2 separate regions of the Mus musculus genome follow, and region 2 is linked to region 1. A link is a loop called in an ENCODE intact Hi-C map of the cell type or tissue named here. Cell type or tissue: left cerebral cortex. All regions are shown on one strand. Links, peaks and the distances in the headings refer to the core of each region. The heading gives the core; the rest is flanking DNA.

The links. Peaks named below come from ENCODE experiments on the same cell type or tissue, not always from the same donor. Only the 100,000 strongest peaks of a DNase experiment are listed, where the experiment ranks them.
Region 2: a loop joins it to region 1, with 8 times the contacts of the local background. A loop is called at or near these places in 4 of 42 quality-filtered maps.

What each region holds. Positions count from the first base shown.
Region 1 is chr4:41,047,326-41,056,517 of GRCm38, forward strand. It overlaps Aqp7 (aquaporin 7), which reads right to left and starts at 811. Exons shown (of 8, transcript NM_007473.4): 1 at 548-811. It overlaps Gm25637 (a small nuclear RNA gene), which reads left to right and starts at 2,895; the gene lies at 2,895-3,001. In left cerebral cortex, for the core only: a CTCF peak has its summit at 3,530 (motif pointing right); DNase peaks (open chromatin) are centred at 3,550, 4,123 and 6,140.
Region 2 is chr4:41,703,749-41,712,940 of GRCm38, forward strand. It overlaps Rpp25l (ribonuclease P/MRP 25 subunit-like), which reads right to left. Exons shown (of 2, transcript NM_027278.3): 2 at 8,285-9,066. The coding sequence starts at 9,025. The coding sequence ends at 8,534. Among named protein-coding and RNA genes, the nearest start is that of Rpp25l, 5.2 kb to the right of the region's middle. In left cerebral cortex, for the core only: CTCF peaks have their summits at 2,348, 3,553 (motif pointing left), 4,825 (motif pointing left) and 6,675 (motif pointing right); DNase peaks (open chromatin) are centred at 2,720, 3,563, 4,797, 8,148 and 1 more place; H3K4me3 peaks cover 430 bases; H3K27ac peaks cover 830 bases.

The DNA.
Region 1 (9,192 bases), core at 472-8,471:
AGAAACCTGGACCTCAAGACCGGGGCTCCTCAAAAGCCCTCTTGGCCTCCCCAAGTCTGCCATCTACTTAGCTTTGGATAACTAACGTTGTGCTAAAGTTGACTCTCCCACCTCTCTGAAACTTACCCTCTAGTCCATCCTCCTCTTAGACTGCCAGGGTAACTCCTGACAGTTGCCCCCAGACAGGCGCTACCCGATTTTCTCTGGATGAAGCATCAATTTATATCCCTAACCTTAAAGTGCCTGAGGAAGATGCCATCAGCAGACCCATCTCTGACCTGCCTCACTTCTGCCCAGTCTGTTTGCTCTCCTCTCCTCCCTCCACGGTGCAGCCCAATGCACCCTCCCACCCTCTGCTCCACTCAGCAGCTATGATCCTGCCACATCCAAGTGACAGCCAATCTGTCCGTGTCACACGGCCACACAGGGCTGAACCAGGACAGAGAGTCATACTCCAACTCCTGGTGAACTTTCTTTCCCAAACACCCCCTGCTGGGCTTGCCCCAAGGAGGCTCCCCTGTCCCAGACTACCCGCAGCCCCGCTCACTCTCTGAAGTGCTCTGTGTCTTTCAGCCTCCGTCTCACAGCTGGTCTTGATTCCGTTTCTCTATCAGGGAGGCAGACTCAAGCTGCAACTGAACTGTAGCTCTGCGGTCTCCGAGTCCTCACTTGAGCCTGCCTCTGGGCCCTCCCCAGGGTGGCTGTGAGTTCTGTTGTGCTTCTCCAGGGGAGAGGTCAGTAGGGCAGGGGTTTGGCCCATGCCACTTAAGCCAAGTCCATACACACTGCCCAAAATAGCATCTCTGTTCTTACCAGTAGCACCATGGAGACTGAGTTCTGAGGCAGCCCTTGTGAGGTCAGAGGTGGAGTTCCAGGTGTGAATTCTGGGCCTCATAGTCCCAGAGGAAAGGCCAGTACTACATGCCAAGTGTCTGGCTTATCTCTAAGACCAGAGCCAGAGGTAGCCTGCAGAAGGCCACAGAGGTTCCTGAGACCCAGGCTATAGAGAAAGCTGTGTAGATGGAGATGTACATAGAAGTTTCCAGAAAGTAACAGAAAGGTGGAAGAGGTGGAAGGACTGGAAAAACAATTCTGGGTCAGTCCTCAGAGAGCCCTCCACCTGAAGCAGAGGGAGGAGAGTTAGGCCCTCTCCTCAGGGGTCCCCATCTGGGAGAAGAGGAAAAAAGCCAGACCTGGTTTCCTGCGGCCCCCATTCCAGGTCCTGTCTTCTGGACACTGCCTATCTTAGGAAAAGTATGCCCAAGGCTCTATGAGAAAAACCAGGCTAGCCCAGCACGGGGCTGTTGGCTCAAGGCAGCCGTGGGATCTCAACTATGGGGGTGAGGTCAGAGGGAGCTGAAGACCACCTGCAGCCAAATGGTTTGTCTGGGTTCAGGGGCCCGGTGGGGCCAGGAAGAACAGGCAGGCATGCACGTGTCAGCAGGGGCTGCAGTGCCAAAGCATGAGGGTGGGTGCCTGTCATCGAGAGGTGGGTGATAGGCAGGAAGCCCAGGGAGACGCACACAGTACCTCGATGGGAGAAGTTATAAGATGTGGTTGTCCAAAAGCCTTGTATGGGAGTGAGACTGTCTTCTAGAGATCACTGAACAGGGTGTCTGTAGCCTGCACCCATGAGGCAGAGACAAGAGGAATACAAGTTTGAGCATAGCCTGAACTGCCTAGAAAACTCAGGCCATCACTACACAGAAATCCCACCATTGGAAAGCAGGGGAAATGAGGTCAGACTGGTCTACAGAGTGAGTCCCAGGCCAGACAATGCTCTACAGTCAGAGTCTGACTCAGAGACGAGAGTCACATGCCTACAACCGGGAGTTCAAGGTCATTCTCCACTACATAGTAAGTTTAGACTAGACAGCCTGGGCTATGGCTATATGAAACCCCAGCTTTATTTTATTTCAAGGTAGGGTTTTTGTTGGTTTGTTTCTTTGTTTAGTCCTAGCTGTCCCTGGAACTCACTTTGTAAAGAACCCTGGCCTCAAAGTCAGAGGCCAGCCTCTGGAGCTGCCTCTCTGCCTCTGGAGCACTGAGCTTGAAAGGCGTGGCCACCACCCTGCAGAGGCCTGTTCTCACACACACACACACACACACACACACACACACACCCCACACACACACACCTCCATTCAAGTGAAACCACTATTGCTGTCACTAAACAATTTCAGGGAGTCGCCAGTATGGGCAGACTTAAGAAAAGTAGCTTAGGGGCTGGAGAGGTGGCTCAGAGGTTAAGAGCACTGACTGCTCTTCCAGAGGTCCTGAGTTCAAGTCCCAACAACCACATGGTAGCTCACAACCATCTGTAATGAGATCTGATGCCCTCTTCTGGTGTGTCTGAAAACAGCTACAGTGTACTTGTAATAAATAAATAAATAAATAAATAAATAAATAAATATTTAAAAAAGAAAAGTAGCTTAGTTTATAAAAAGTTTGCCCAGTATGAGAGCACCGTATTAAAAGAATGGACGCCGGGCATGGTGGTGCACGCCTTTAATTCCAGCACTTAGGAGGCAGAGGCAAGAGAATTTCTAAGTTCCAGCCTGGTCTACAGAGTGAGTTCCAGGACAGCCAGGGCTACACAGAGAAACCCTGTCTCAAAAAAAGAAGAGAAGAAGAAGAAGAAGAAGAAGAAGAAGAAGAAGAAGAAGAAGAAGAAGAAGAAGAAGAAACCAACAAAAAACTAAAAGAATGGGCAGAGCGGTTCACTGGCTGGGCTATGGTGGTTGCACACCTTTAAGCCCAGCACTTGGGAGGCAGAAGCAGGTGGATCTCTGAGTTTGAGGCCAATCTGGTCCACAAAGTGAGTTTCAGGACAGTCAGAGCTCCACAAAGAAATTCTAATCTTGAAAAAATAAATAAATTTTAAAAAGAAAGAGGTGCTCACTCCCCTTGGCAGCACATATTCCGAAATTGGAACAAACACAGAGAAGTCTAGTGTGGTCCCTGCACAAGGATGACATAAATTTAAGTGTTCCATATTTTGTTGTAAATTTTGTTTTAATTGAGCTTTGGTACAGTTCCTTTTAATGTTCTGGAGACTGGACATGTGTTGGGAAGTAAAACTAACCCAGAACTATGGGGAGGGGGAGGGGAGGGGAGGGGAAGGGGAGGGGAGGGGGAGGGGAGGGGGAGGGGAGAGGGAGGGGAGAGGGAGAGAGAGAGGAGAGAGGAGAGAGGAGAGAGGAGAGAGAAGGAAAAAGGAAAAAGGAAAAGCCAGGATTACACAGAGAAACCCTGTCTCGAAAAAACAAAAAAGAAAAAAAAGAAGAGGAGAGAAGAGATGAGACAAGAGAGAAGAGAAGAGAGAAGAGAAGAGAAGAGAAGAAAGAAAAGAGAAAAGAAAAGAAAAGAAAAGAAAAGAGAAAAGAAAAGAAAGAAAAGAAAAGAAAAGAAAAGAAAAGAAAAGAAAAGAAAAGAAAGAAAAGAAAAAAGAAAGAAAAGAAAAAAGAAAGAAAAGAAAAGAAAAAACAATGGCGCCAGAGCACAGAATAAAGAGGAAACTTTGTCCTCTAGAGGGCGCCAGAGACCGGGCCATGTCTGGAACTTTCCTAGTCGTCCACATCCTTCTGCCAAAACAACCCTTCCAGAGCTCGTGATTGTAGCCAGAGCAGCTAAAGGTTCTGGCTCGCTCCGTAGCAGACACTAAGCGGGTTCAGACTGCTGCATTTCTTCCAGGAAAGGAGAGTTGCACCCTGAAAAAGAGGGACACACCTGTCTTTGTCGCCAGTCAGAGATGAGTTCAAGAGTGAGCTATGGGCCGAGGGATGGTGGTGCTCGCCTTTAACCCCAGCACTCAGGAGACAGGGGCGGGCAGACCTCCTAGTTTGAGGCCAGCCTGGTCTACAGAACAAGCTCTAGGACAGCCAGGGGGCCACAGAGAAACATTTTCTTGGGTGGGGGAGAGCTATGGAACTGGGTGTGGAGGTGCACACAAGATCCCTGCATTTGGAAGGCTTGGGGGCAGATGTATTGAGTTTGAGGATGGCCTGAGCAACACAGAAGAACTCTGAGTCAAATCAATAAAGCTAGGATCTTATCTGAAGCCAGAAGTTGGCTGTTAGACTAGAAAGAGAATAGGAATATATCAGTCTAGAGAGGCAAGAGTCTTCCAGAAAAGGTGACGTGGAAACCAGATCCTCCAAGATTCAGCCAGGGAGGAAGTGAATGACTCTTAAAGCTGACTCAACCCAGGATTGTGAAAACCTAACCTGAAAACGGAGACCAGCTTACGGAGGGTGCAGGATGGGCTGGGGTTACCATGAAACGCTTTACCTGTTTTGTTTTTTGTTGTTTGTTTTTTTTTAATCTGGCTGTCTTCTTTTTTTCTAAAGATTTATTTATTTATTTATTTTATGTATATGAGTACATCATTGCTGTCTTCAGACACACCAGAAAAGGGCATCAGATCCCATTACAGATGGTTGTGAGCCACCATGTGGTTGCTGGGAACTGAACTCATGACCTCTGAAAGAGCAATTGGTGCTCTTAACCGCTGAGCCATCTCTCCAGCCCTTTACCTGGTTTTCAATGCTATCCTAAGAGCCAAGCAGACTCTAAAGGGACCTAAGCAAGGAACACGGTAGAGCTTCTTTACTTCCTATATCCCCGAGGCCCTGAACTTCCGGCAAACTCCAGAGGAGGGCCCAGTCAAAGAATGAGCAGGTAACCAGGGGCTAGGACCTTAGGGAGGACTAAGAAGGAATAGGTGGAGGGAGATGGGAACCTAGGCCCTGGGCTGCCCAGAGGCTATGGATCCAGTCGCTAGCTACACTGAGTGGTGTTGTAGAGGGGCCGATGAGACATGTGTTTGCGAAGGGTTACCTGGGAGAGCTGACAAGATGGAAGCGGGTGTCTGCTGGAGGCAGGGAGTTCCAAGGTGGAGAGTGGGGTAGGGGGACAGCAGCACGGGGCCCAGGAGGGAGGGAGGGATTAGAACAATGAATCGCACTAGTCTGGACAGGACCAATGCAGATAGCTGGGCACAGAGAAGACACACTGGAGCCCTTTCTCCTAGGGATAGGTTCCGTGTAGGGCTGCCACATCCTGTAGAGTGTTCTTTCATCTGCAGATCCAAGATAGCTCCTGGGCAGGTAAGTGCCTGCAACCAGCTGGGAGCACAAAGTGGAACAGCCAAAAAAAACTCCCACTACACAGGTTGTCTCCTGACCTACACACACACACACACACACACACACACTAAAAATGTGGTTTCTTTTTTAAAAAGTACAAATATCCAGGTATCGATGGTGGCGCACACCTTTAATCCCAGCACTCCGGAGGCAGAGGCAGGCGGATTTCTGAGTTCGAGGCCAAACTGGTCTACAAAGTAAGTTCCAGGTCAGCCAGGGCTACACAGAGAAACCCTGTCTCGAAAAACCAAAAAAAAAAAAAAAAAGATAAATAAAGATAAAGACAAAAAGCACAGAAACCTTTGCAAAATGGCAGTATCATGGCAAATGAGATTTATCAGAGGCACTATTTTTGTTAACCACCCCCCTCCCCAAAAAGTACAAACAAAAATAACCAACGCTCTATTACTGAGCTACATGCCCTGAAATTCCAAAATTCTTATATTTTTCTTTTTGGGTTTTTTTTTGGGGGGGGGGGAGGGTTTTTGTTTGCTTATTTTTGTTTTTGTTTTTGTTTTTGTTTTTGAGACACTTTCTCTGGGTGGCCCAGGCTGTCCTGGAACTTGCCCTGTAGACCAGCTCTCCAACTCAAGAGAGCTCTGCCTGCCTTTGCCTCCTGGTGACTAGGATTAAAGGTAGTGTGTACCACCACCACCTGGCAAAGTTCTTGGTTTTTAGTTGCATTTTATTTATTTACTATGTATGTAGTGATTTGGCTTTATTTTATTTTTGTTTATTTAGTTGTTTGGTTTTGGAGTGTGTGTGTGTGTGTGTGTGTGTGTGTATGAGAGAGAGAGAGAGAGAGAGAGAGAGAGAGAGAAAGAGAGAGAGCCAGCACCTCTCTCTCTCGCTCTCTGCCCTGCAATGAAGTGCTTCCTCTGTGTCTTCCTTGCACACTGATTTAGATTTGAATCCCAGCCTCCAGCCTCTGCTTCTGCGCCTATGAATCAGGCCCAGAGGATAACGCTCTTGCTGTTCAGTTATGAGAACAGAATTGTGAAGGCAACTGCAGATCCCTGAGGGGGAAAAAAACCCAGCCTGCTGGGGGCTGAGAAAGCCCAAGAAAAAAATTGTAGTGTGGGTGTTCTACAGGGAAGTCCTCTGATGCCCTCGGGCATTCTGTCTCTCTCTCTTAGAAACTAACTGTTTTGTTTCCTGAGGCTGTAGCTGAATGGGGATTACCTGACAAGCAAGAGGCCCTGGGATCAAACCCAACAATCGCCAGGCGTGATTCCGAAACTTTAGCCCTAGCGATTGGGAGGCAGAGGCTGGTGGATCTCTCAGTTCAAGGCCAGCCTGATCTAAAGAGTGGATTCCAGGAGAGCAAGGGCTACACAGAGAAGTCCTGTCTTGGGGGAGGGTGAGAGGGAGGAAGAGGGGCAGAGAGAGAGAGAGAGAGAACAGACAGACACTGTCTTTTTAAAAAGGATATAAAAATGCATATAATTCTAGCACTTTTGTGGCCAAAGCAGGGGAAGAGTCCTGAGTTTGAGACCAACCTAAGCTAAACAGTGCATTCCAAGCCAAACTGGGTTACAGAGCAGGACCATATATCCAAAAAAAAATTTTTTTTTCACTTTTAGACATAGTATCCGTGTAACACTGGCTGGCTTGAAACTTACTATGGTAGACCAAGCTGCCCTCAAATAGAGATCTACCTGCCTCTGCCTCCTGAGTGCCGGTATTAAAGACATATGCCACCACACACACACACACACACACACACACACACACACACACGACTATAAGCAGGACTTCCAATTTTATTTTCGTCTGCTGTCGGTGATTGCTAGGGGAAGGTTGACACCCACTGACCTCTATCTCGTTGCTACACTAAGAATCTGAGTGCACACTGGTGACTGGGACATTACTCTCTACCTAACTGAAAATTTTAACTATTTATTGACACAAAGCCAAACGAGTTCATCAGATAGAATCATCTATTGTGCTGGAAAGTTTGAAAAGGGGGAAAAAATTTAAAAAAAATGTTTTCTTTTACTATTTAATCAGCGGAAACCAGCTGAGCCTCAGGCACCTTCATGGGCCCGCTTCCCTTCACTGGCCATGACCTCTTGCCCCTGTGAATCCGTCCTCTGTCTACACACATACACACATCCCCTGACACTGTCTAAATGATAAGTTAATAGTACTTATATAAGGGAAGGTTTGGTTTTGAGACAAGGTCTTAACTGTGAAGCCCTGACTGGCCTGTAGACCTGTAGACCAGGTTGGCTTCAAACTCACAGAGCGCCACCTGCCTCTGCCTCCCAAGTGTAGGGCCAAACCACCACCCGCGGAGGCATGAGGTTTTTAACTACTTCTTTTCATTCAAGCAGTCATTAGATTATTCTGCCTACAAGTAGGCGCACACTCTTCTGCAGTGTGCCGGTCCAGCATTCGGCCTGGTGGATCTGCAGTGTGGAATCCCCTAGCACGTAGACGGTCTCCACTTGCAAATGGCTTAGTTTCGTTTTTTATGGAATACAGGAGATTGACCTGGAGCCTCCCCCACACGTGCTAGACAAGTTTCCCTGCTCCCGAGCTCACACTACATCCTTGCTACTTCCTTTTTCAGGAAGGGAAACTGAGTTTCCTCTCCTAAGGTCACCCAGAGACCTAAGACACCCCCACCCCTAGCAAGAAGGCAAGGGATCGGGTGACGGTGCTGGCGTGCACTTCCGCCCCGACAGCTACAGGTTGCCAGAGCTCCTTCAGGCCTAGCCCACTGGATGCATACCCTTTCCAAAAGCCTGCGGGAGCCTCAAGTATGGAGGACGGGGTGGAGTTAGGGGTGATAAGGCAGACATGATCAAGCATCCTGGCGATTTGCCCAAGGGGAAGTGCTGCGGACAAGGTATGCAGGGAATGAATGTGTCTGCGCACACGAGCCCATATATAATTTTTAATTGACTCCGGTGCCTCCCACACGTCAGGCAAGTGCTCCTCAGCCCTGAGGTATAGGAATTTAAGCCCAGTCCTGCTCTCTCTGAGGTTCCTGTCAAGGCCAGCTGAGTTTACACTGTGAGCAAGGTGTGGTGGTGCACGCCTGAAATCCTAGCACATGGGATGAAGAGGCCCTCTGGGTAGTGGGTAGTAAGTTCCAGGACAGCCAGGGCTGCAACACAGTGAGGCCCTGTCTCAGGAAGAGAAAGGGGGGAAAAAAAAAAGCCCATGTCAAGCTGTTTGGTTTGACTGGGCATCAGGAACCAGCCAGACAAGAAAGCCTGGGCCTGTACAGTACACTGTAGCTGTCTTCAGACACACCAGTAGAGGGTGTCAGATGTCATTACAGATGGTTGTGGGATTTGAACTCAGGACCTTCATAAGAACATTCAGTGCTCTTAACTGCTGAGCCATCTCTCTCCAGCCCCCTAGCCTGAGCCTTTTGGTTTTTTGCTTTTTGTTTTTTGGTGTTTTGTTTTGTTTTGAGACAGAATTTCTCTGTGTAGCCCTGGCTGTCCTGGAACTCACTCTGTAGACCAGGCTGGCCTCAAACTCAGAAATTCACCTGCCTCTGCCTCCCAAGTGCTGGGATTAAAGGTGTGTGCCACCACGCCCGGCCTAGCCTGAGCCTTTTATTTGTAGTATAAGCAACCAAGGAAGGCTTCCTGAAGCCTAGAGGAGGACCAGTCATAGAGGCAGCTGGGGAGAAATCACAAAATTTGCATGTGTGAGAAGAATGGAAGTTTTGTGTGTGTGTGTGTGTGTGTGTGTGTGTGTGTGTGTGCTGGGGTGTGTCTGGATGTTTTGAGATACATCTATCTATATATCTATATATAGGGTTATATTTACATTAATATATATTTTTACATTTTTATGGAGGGGGTAGACAGACAAGCTCACATAGGGAGGTCAGAGAACAAATTGTTAGAACTTGGCTCTCCTTCCACTGTGTGGGCCCTGTTTCTGGTTTTTTGTACCAGGATCTCAAGTAGCCCAAACTGGCCCACACTAGCTGTAAGTAGTCAGGGATCTCTGAGCTCCTTGCTTCCACCGCTCAGGTGCTGAGGTCATAGTTGAGCTACTGCCACACTGAGTGCACTCT
Region 2 (9,192 bases), core at 447-8,446, 660 kb after region 1:
CAATGCTCCGGAGCTTGAGGCAGGAAGATTGCTGTGAGTTTTAGGCCAGCCTGGGCTACATGAGATCGTACCTAAAAGCCTAAAAATTCAGAACAACCAACTAAACAACAACCAAAAAAAAAAAAAAAAGGAAGATGCAGGACTCGAAGATAAACAAGAGAGTTGTGAAAAAAAATCTAGGATCGGGGTTTGTTATGAGGTTTTAAAAAGAGTGGTGAGACCAAGCCTTGGCTCTCAGGGGCAGGAGCGAGGTGGAGGCAGCAGGACCAAGGTGGAGCTGAGGAACTGGTTGGACCCGTGTAGGAGCTCATAAGCAGCTGTGTACACTGCTCTTCCCAGCTTCCCACTATTTCTGGGATCTCTGTGTGGTCTGGGGGGCCTCACACCGACATGTACAGGGGTGGAAGAGTATGCAAAAGCTCCCTCCAGGCTGTGGACTGCTACCCCTGAGCCCCTAGTTTCTTGGTCTTCCCCAGAGGCTCCCGAGCCTTCTTCAAGCTCAGGAACCTGCAGGGGGTCATGGGAGAACCCTAGGGACCTTGTGAGTAATTGAAACCAGGGCTAAGACATTAGAAACCATAACGCCAACTCCCGGACTCCCCCAGGATAGCTCCTGGTTTTCTTCTCGCCCCGATCCCCCCTGTTGTTGACAGCCTGGCTCTCTCAGGCCCCCACCAGCTGGGCTGCTGACCCTCCTCTCCAAACTAACTAGAAGGGACCTCCAGGCAGAGACACCTAAGCCAGACCTTTGGGGACCTCTTCTCTGTGCTTCAAGAACCTTGGTGTATACGAGGCTAACTTCCTTATTTTGCAGTGTCTCGGATTCTAGCCTTAATTGCTAGTTGCAGAGGCTATCCTAGGAGGCTGGAGGGAGACAATAAGGGTCTTTCCACAGTGAAGGAGAAAAAGGGGGAGGAGAGGTGGGTGGGGGCAGGAGTGCCCTGCAACTAGCAGGTGCTCAATAAACACATGGAGAAGAAAGAAGTCTCAAAGTGGGGGAGTGGGTGGTGAGGGTGGTGATGGTGGTGGTAGTGACAGTAGCTGCTCACAAGAAGGCTTTGCCTGACTAATGGGAAGCAGCTTGGGAGGAGGGTCAGCTAAGGAATTCCGTGATGGGGGCGGGGCCTTTCCTCCCGATCCGATCCGCAGTCCTGATAGCTCTCTCCTTTCCTTCCTTCATAGCTGACAAGAAGACCTAGAAGTTGTTTTTCTTCTTTTAGCTTGATGGGAAGGCCCTCCCCTAACAGTTGCCTGAAGATTCCCAGATCTCCAGATTACCCAAGAGGGTTGGTATGGGAATCTATCTGTCCCCACTGCTGGCTCTTTGTCTGTCTCTCGCCTTGGCTCTCAGTCAAACCGAAGGATTCGAATACCTGCTCCACGGCTTTCTGGGTTTGAGGCCTCAGGCGAGTGAGTTAATGTCTCAATTACTTTCAGCAAAATGAGTCTCAATTATCCCAGGAGTAAAATGGGATCATAACAGCACCATCTATTTCCTAAGACTATAAAGATTAAGTTAAATGAGACAGTCCAGCCAAGCACTTAGCACTAGGTTTGGCCAATACTGTTGTCTGTTCCCAAGCAGGTGTCCTCTGTGTCTCTGTGCCTTCTTCTCTGTCAGGTTGTTCTCTCGCTGTCTGTATCAGTTCTCATCTCTGTCTCTGACCATCTCTTATCTCTCCATCTCTCTCCAGATCTTTTGCTTTTCCTGTATGTGGCTCTCCAGACCTGCGGCTTCACCCACAGGTGACTCTTTTCTAGCCCCTGGCACAGCTAGGGTGGGCTGGGGCAAGGGGGTAGACTTTTAAAACTTCAAACAGGATTCCTGGTAGCAGAATCACGCCTGGGCCTGAACATGGGTGAATCACACAGTTGGTGGTGGGAATACCAGTCTATGGTCCTTCCTGGCTGGGTAGGAGAGCTGGGGGCTTTGGCCCCACCACCTCTTGGAGGAGAGGAACTTGTCCTGACTGCTTCAGCCGCCCCCACACCTGGGTCCAGGCCAGATCCCCCACGACTAGTGCCTTCCTGGAGGTAAGGCAACCTGCCCAGAGCCGAAGACCAAAAGGGGGAAGCCCTCCACCTTCCTGTAGAGTGGTTTACCTCCATTCAAAACACTCTGCAATCTCCCACAGCCCGTTGCAGACACTGGATAGAGGCATCCTTCTCTTCTGCCTCCATCTTGCTTACATTTGAGCCATGACTTTTGCACTTGCATTAAGTTTACACTCCCAAACTGAGGCTGCCAGAGAGAGGAAGCTGTGAGGGGCTCTTCATCTGACCAAAGACCTCTTCCTAGGGTGGAGGCACAACACGCCCAGGTTTCATTTCTGTGTAACGTGAGCATCTGTACAGGTAGGGGGCACCGCGTGGAAGAACAGGTGCTCATCGAACAGAAGCCAGCCGAAGGACAGGTAGGCGGAAGGCCCTGAGTGAGGAACTGGATGACTGAGGCCATAGCAGGAAGGAGCATTGGTAGACCACCAAGCGGCTGCCACGCAGCTATGTGGCTCAGCAAGGAGTCTTGACTGGGGACCAGGATAGGTCTCAACTGGTCCCAAACACCCCCACACCTGGGCCTAAGCCAGACCCCGCACGTCAGCTTTTGGGCAGAGGGCCAGATGGGCAAATTAATTAAGGCTCTTCTCTCATTTTCCTATTCTGAACACATCATTGCCTCAAGGTGCCCACCAGCTTCAAGGAAAGCTAGGAAGATAAACTCAGAGAGGCCGGAATACTGACAGGGCATAGTCCCACGGCAGGCAGGGTCTGGGACAGAAGATTTGATACCTTGGCAGCCAGCCAGGGCCTGTCATGGGAATCTTGTGTCAATACTGTGACAGGGGCCAGATTCAAAGCAGGGTTTTATTTCGGGAGGGCGGGAGTGCTTAGGAATCCTTGAACACGTGGGCGTCTGGGACAGGGGTGGCGCATCCCATCAGGTAAGGACAGATGTGCAGCTTCCTGTCTTTCCCATCCGAGACAAGTTGTTGGACAAGAGGTTCAGAAAGACAGACTGAGAATAAAGAGCTCAGAGATGCAGAAACAAAACCCAGAGATGTGAGACAGAGTGACAGGGAGTTGCAGGAGGGGAAGTCATGGGATTACAGACAAGGGGCAGGCCAGGTAATGTTTCTGTCAGAGATGCAACAGCACAGAGAAATGCAGGCAGAGAAACTCAGAGAGAGAAAGAGAGAAATAAAACAGCTGAAAAGAGAGAGGTTAAAAGAGGTGCAGAAGTGGACGGAGATCCAGGCAGAGAGACAAAGACAAAACGAAGCAAAGAAAGAGATCAAAACGTCGTGATTGAGAAGAGCAGGTGGCCCAGCCCAGTCTCCAGGTCTCAGTCTCTCCACCCAGGTCTCCCCAGGGTGTGCCCCTCCTTGCTAGTCACTTGTTTCCATAGCAACAGCAAGGGTAGCACCGAATTTGCATACACATTTACATCCTTTCTATCTGCATAATTCAACAGGTTCTGTGCATATTCATGAGACGGAATGAAGGTGACTCCGCAATTCCTACACAAAGTCTGACTCTGGTGCCCCCTACTTGCCGTACACGGTTGTGGCTCCAGCCGGAACCTGAGACCTGGCAGACAGCACGCCTCCCGCTCCTGCTCCCACTCCCAGCTGTGCCTTTTATTCTCCCACTTCCAGGCATTTCTCTTAGACATGTGACTCTCTCCCTAGTGGGATGGCCCTCTGGACATCAATATGCATGCACACGTAGGCATATGAGTGTACTCTGTCTGGTAGGAGGTGGCTGAAGGTGAGGGAGTGACGCTAGCTAGCTCCCTCTATGGAAGGACCCTTAGCCACACTGAAGGAGGACACATGAAAGGGTCTCTGAGAAATGCATAGTGGAGGAAAACGAAAGCCAAGAGAGAGTTCTCCTAGCCGTAAGGAACCTGGATGCTCTTGTCTCTCAATATGGAAGCTGACCAAGACCCTGGTTCTAGACAAATAACCAGAGAAGCCAGGCTACAGTTCAAATGAAGAAAGGTTACAGGAGCTCATATGGTGGGGCAGAGGGAGCCTGGGGCTAGGAATGCTTGCAGTGTAACAGGCATTGAGAGCCTTTGTGGGCTGGGAAAGATTCCCAGGGCCTACCCTAGCCGTGATTTTGGCCCATGATCTCTTCCTGGCTTCCTTGCTGCTCTTCCAATCCTGTGCTCCGTCTTCTCAGCAAGCTGTAGCACCCAGGGTTCTCGCTCTAAACAGTCTGGCATTTTACCTTGTGCTCCACCTCAGAGAATTCTGGAACCTCTCATCTCTCCCACAATAAAATCCAAACTCCCTGGCCAGGTAGACAGCCGCGGTCCCTGAGACTCACTCCTCGTTGGCCCTTCCTTGACCTTCAGTCACCAGACTGTTTACTTTCCTTGCGTCTTCCTATGTCTCAGTTCATGATTCCCCTCCATCCCTGCCCTTCCCAGGACTCTCCCAGCCCATTAGTCTTCAAGCTTTACACAGTCATTACCTCATTTTTCCTTGAGATTTTGCTTGTCTCGGGGCTTTTATTTCTGCAGCGAGGAACTTCTTTACTCTGTGAACCTACTGCGCCTGCCACATTCCTGAAGGTGAACTGCTGACATCATCGCTCACCTGAGACCGGAGGCTCTAAGTGCAGTGACTAGGTTTGTCACACTGGGTATTATCAGCTGCCTTTTGAACTGCCGAGATGTCACTTGTCACTTAGTCTATTGAGGACCAAATTTCAAGACTAGACTGTTTTCCTTCTGCCTTGGGGCTTCTTGAAAAGTAGATTTTACAGAGTATACGTGGGCTATCCCTTTGTGACTACTGCCACCCTGTGGTTTAAAATAGAAGTTCCCTGAGGTTAATACTAGTGTGTTTTGAATAGGTTTCTCTCCGGGTTTGTTTTGTTTGTTTTGTTTTATGACTTAGTTTTTGTGTCTCAGGCTGGTTTGGTAATCATTATGTAGGCTAAGGTGGCCTTAGATGGCAGCCCCCTGCTACAGCTTCCCCAGCTGTTAGGATTACAGATCTAAACTTCCAAGTCTTGCTTTTGAGTGGTCTTGAATTTGAAGAGACAAAGATTAGAGGAAGAAGATTGAATGATTAGGAGCGGGGGAGGGGAGGCATCAGTGTGGTCAGAAAGCCAGAGTCCCAGAACCAAGCCAAAGATGGACAGAGTCAGTGGGGCAGGCAGGCAAGGAGGTCCTTTTAGGTTACTCTGTGAATAAATCTGAATCTTCTCCTCTAATCTGAGAACGGAGGGCCAAGGGAACAAGGAATGGCGTGGGATCTAAGAGTGTCCACACACTCGGAGGCCCAACAGCGGCTCAACAGTCATCCCTTCATCCATCGGAATGATCATTACATACCTACTGTGTGCAAAGCATGTTCAAGACTCTTAGGTCACTTCAGTGGAGAAAGCAGCATCTGCCTGTTTGGTACCCACATTCTCACCAGGAGACAATAAATAAAAGTTTTAGTTCATTTATGTATATAGGTGTTTTGCTTGCATATGTGTGTGCTACATGCATGCCTGGTGCCCGAGGAGGCCAAAGAGGGTGTGGACTGGAGTAGTAGATGACTGTCAACCACCATGTGGTTGCTAGGGATCAAACCTGGGTGCTCTTATCTATGGACCCTCCTCTCCAGGTCCCCAAAATACCATCTTAAAGAAGCCAATTATATTTAGAGGGTGAAAACACACATCAAAGCGGGCAGGGCTGAAGTAGAGAACTGACTCTTGCAAGTTGTCCTCTGACCTCTGTCTGTGAGCTGCGGTGCATGCATGCTCACACATCCACTAAATAAAACATAATAAAATAGAAAAACATCTTTTGAATGGCTAGCCTCTGGAATTCTTTGCTGTTGTAAGCAACTCAGTTGTGGCACTTTGTTCTAACAGCCCCAGGAAGCTACACTTTCCTATCGCTGTGGCATTCTGCGTCACCCACCCCAGACAGCTCGTGAGGACTCCGGGTCACAGAACCCTGTGCTCTTTTAACTTAACTTCTTACTCAGGGTGGGCACCATGGCCCTACTCTCCTGTTACTATTCAGTCTTCATTTGTTCCTGTCGCAGTCTCAGAGTGGAGACTACTGGATCCCACATTCTGCTAAAGACATTCCAAGTTCATAGTTGTCAGCCTACACCGGACTTATGGCTTTGCCGTGCCAGATCTTGTCATATCTCTCAGCCGCAACAACTGTCTCAGGCATCCTGACCCCATCCGCTCTGTTTCTTCCTGCTTCATGGAGAGGACTTTTGGATTCTTATATCCTACCTGCACCTCCAACACCATCTGCACCCTTGCTCGTCCTCAACTCTTCAGACCCTCCCACTGCAGGAAGTCATCTTTGTTCCTACTTAAAAAATTTTTGTTGTTGTGGTTGTTGTTTGTCTATGTGTGCATGTGAACAGAGGTCCGCTTTCTTTTTCCGTGTTGGTGCTGGGACTGGACTCGGGTTAAGCTTGGTGGCAAGTGTTTATCCTCTGAGCCATCTCACCAACCCATGCTCCTACTTAAAAAATGTTAGTGTTTCGCTACATGTGTGCCTGGTGCCTGCTGAGGTCAGGAGAGGGTATCAGATGCCCCGGGATGGGAGTTACAGTCGTGAGCTGCCAGGTGGGTCCTAGGGATTGAACAAAGTGCTTTTTTCCTTATTTACACATATAGGTGTTTTGTCTGCTTTTACATCTGGACACCAGAAGAGGGCATCAGATCTCATGGGACTATAGTTAAAGATAGTTGTAAAATGCCATGTAGCTGCTGGGAATTGAACCTGGGTCCTCTGGAAAAGCAATCTTAACTGCTGAGACATCTCTCCGGCCCCAGAACAAGTGCTTTTAACTGCTGTGCCAACAACCCTGCTCACTGCTCCTACTTTTTGAAAGGTCCCTACTCTCAGGTTCTCTCCTAACCTTGAGCAGACATTCTCACTCCAAGGCTTCACCTCTGGTTCTCTCCCTGAAGATGTCAGTCAGGCCGACTCCCTAGGGACCACAGGTTAGGGAGAGTACCCTAAAACCTGTCCTCTCAGGGGATTCTGAGCACAAGTGTTTCCCGTCACACTCTCTCTCTAATCATTTTGGAAATCGCAGATGATTTTTAATTAGGCAACCCACCGGGAAGTCTCTTCCCAGTTTCTGAAGCTAACGAAGATGCCCCACTGAATCACCCATCCAGTGTAAGTTACTGCCTTTATTATATGTGATTGCTTTAACCTGGCCAAAGCAGCAACCGGGATGGGATTGCAAGATCAAAACGACTCAATAATTTACAATAATGTGGCCCAAAGTTCTGGAGACTTGGTGACACTGAGAACTGCTGACGTCAGAGAAGGGCATGGAGACACACGTGACAGAGCAATGACAGAGAACAGTAGGTAGAAGCTGAGGAGCTGAAGCCTTGAACTAGCTGAACAGAGAATGGAGGCCAGGCGGTTGGCAGTGTGAGACATCACAGTGGTTCTGCGGTCTCCAGCAGTTGTTAGATGTTTCAGGACCCTCTGTATGTAAAGGGCCTCCTAGAGTAACTTGTTTCACTTCTCCCAATCTCCTGAATCTTCACCACCTGTCCCGTCCCCGTCCCCTCACTGAGATGCCCTACATTGGAAAGCAAGGGATGTAGTGTTTAAAGTTCAGGCTACAGCTGGAGGATAGCCTTCTGGCCACATCTCACTCATCCCATATCAAGACCTTAAGTTCCCCAACTTTTTCTCCCACCATCCCAATCTCTCCTCCCTGGTTTGAGAGCACCTTCAACTTGCTGGGTCCTGCTGTAGCCTGAATCCAGAAGAGCCCCAATTTTATTTGCTCATAATTGGGCATCCAGATTACTAGACATACTGGAGAAAACCTTGATTCACAGCAAGCGGAGTTGATCAATTACAGCACCAAGTGCTCTGGTGGTATCTGAGTGTCAAATGTGTACATCTCCTTGTAAGCTTTTCAACTCTAATGGGGTGAGCACCCTATTCCTCACTTTACGGATGAGAGCGCTATGACCCAGAACAGTAACTTGGGAGTAGGAGAACCAGGCTTAAAATCCTGAACTGCCAGCCTGCATTTACAATCCACTATACGAAAACATATGCCACAGATGGGGGAAATGCCTGAGCTGGCCGAGCCCCAACCCAGCTTACAGCAGGTGGCAGGAAGCCACCCAGGTTACTGCTGCAACTTTTATTGATACCAGACCCGTCACCCAGTGCCAACCTATCCGCATCCTTCCTGCTTCCAGCCCAGGAGCTCCTGGGATAAAGCCAGGCCCCCCAGTCAGCAGTCCCACTTACACAACAGGCCAAACAAACAGGCATAACCTTTATTTCCCTTCCCTAGTCGGACGTCAGAAAAGGCAAGTGAGATGTAGAGACAGAGTGAGCCCTTCTCAAGCAGTCTTTAACTCAGCACTGACCCACGCCAGTCTTTTTAACAGTTCCACCCCACATTCCGGAGGGGAGGGGCAAGTTCGGTAGACTTAAGCCTTGCCGGCACAAGCTCTTCTTAGAGAAGGCACAGATATTCAGGTCTAGAGAACAGTCAGGCGCAGCAGATCTTCAGGACCGGGTGTCCCGAGCCCTCCTTCGGGGTCTGGGGCCACAGCTGGGACTAGGTATGGAACCCAGGCCAGGAGGTGCACCTGGGGGTTGGTAGCCACATTCACTGGGGTCCAAGGGGTCCCGACTAAGCAGTACCCACACCGCAGGCACGTGGCGTCGGACTGTGAGGGGGTCTAGTCCCGTGTCTGGTGAAGTTGGGACCCAGCTGTCCTCCGTTTGCAGGAAGCGGAGCTTGGTGAGCTGGTGTAGGCCCGGAACCCGCCTTTTGACAATCTCTGCACAGCTGACAGCCTTTCCAGCAGCCCGGCCAGAGCCTGAGAACACCACGTGCCTGGTGCTTCCCCCTTCCAAACGACCCAGCGCCAGCCCTAGCAGGTTTCGGATTTTGCTCCCATCTCGGACTCGCATTTCCAGAGTGTCAGGAGGTAGCTGGGGCATTGGTGATGAGGCTGGAAGCTCTACAGAGCCGGCCCTCCGGTACTGTTCCATTCTGCCCTCGCGACGTTGGTGGGTCTCTCTCTGGATATGCACTGCGGGTAAGAGTCAGATGAGTGGCGGGAACATGACCAGGTCCATCCTCCATCACTCCCTCCAGATTATCGCCTTGTTCCTCACCCCAGCGTCTCAAGGCTGGGGCCAAGAATTATCGAGTCCTT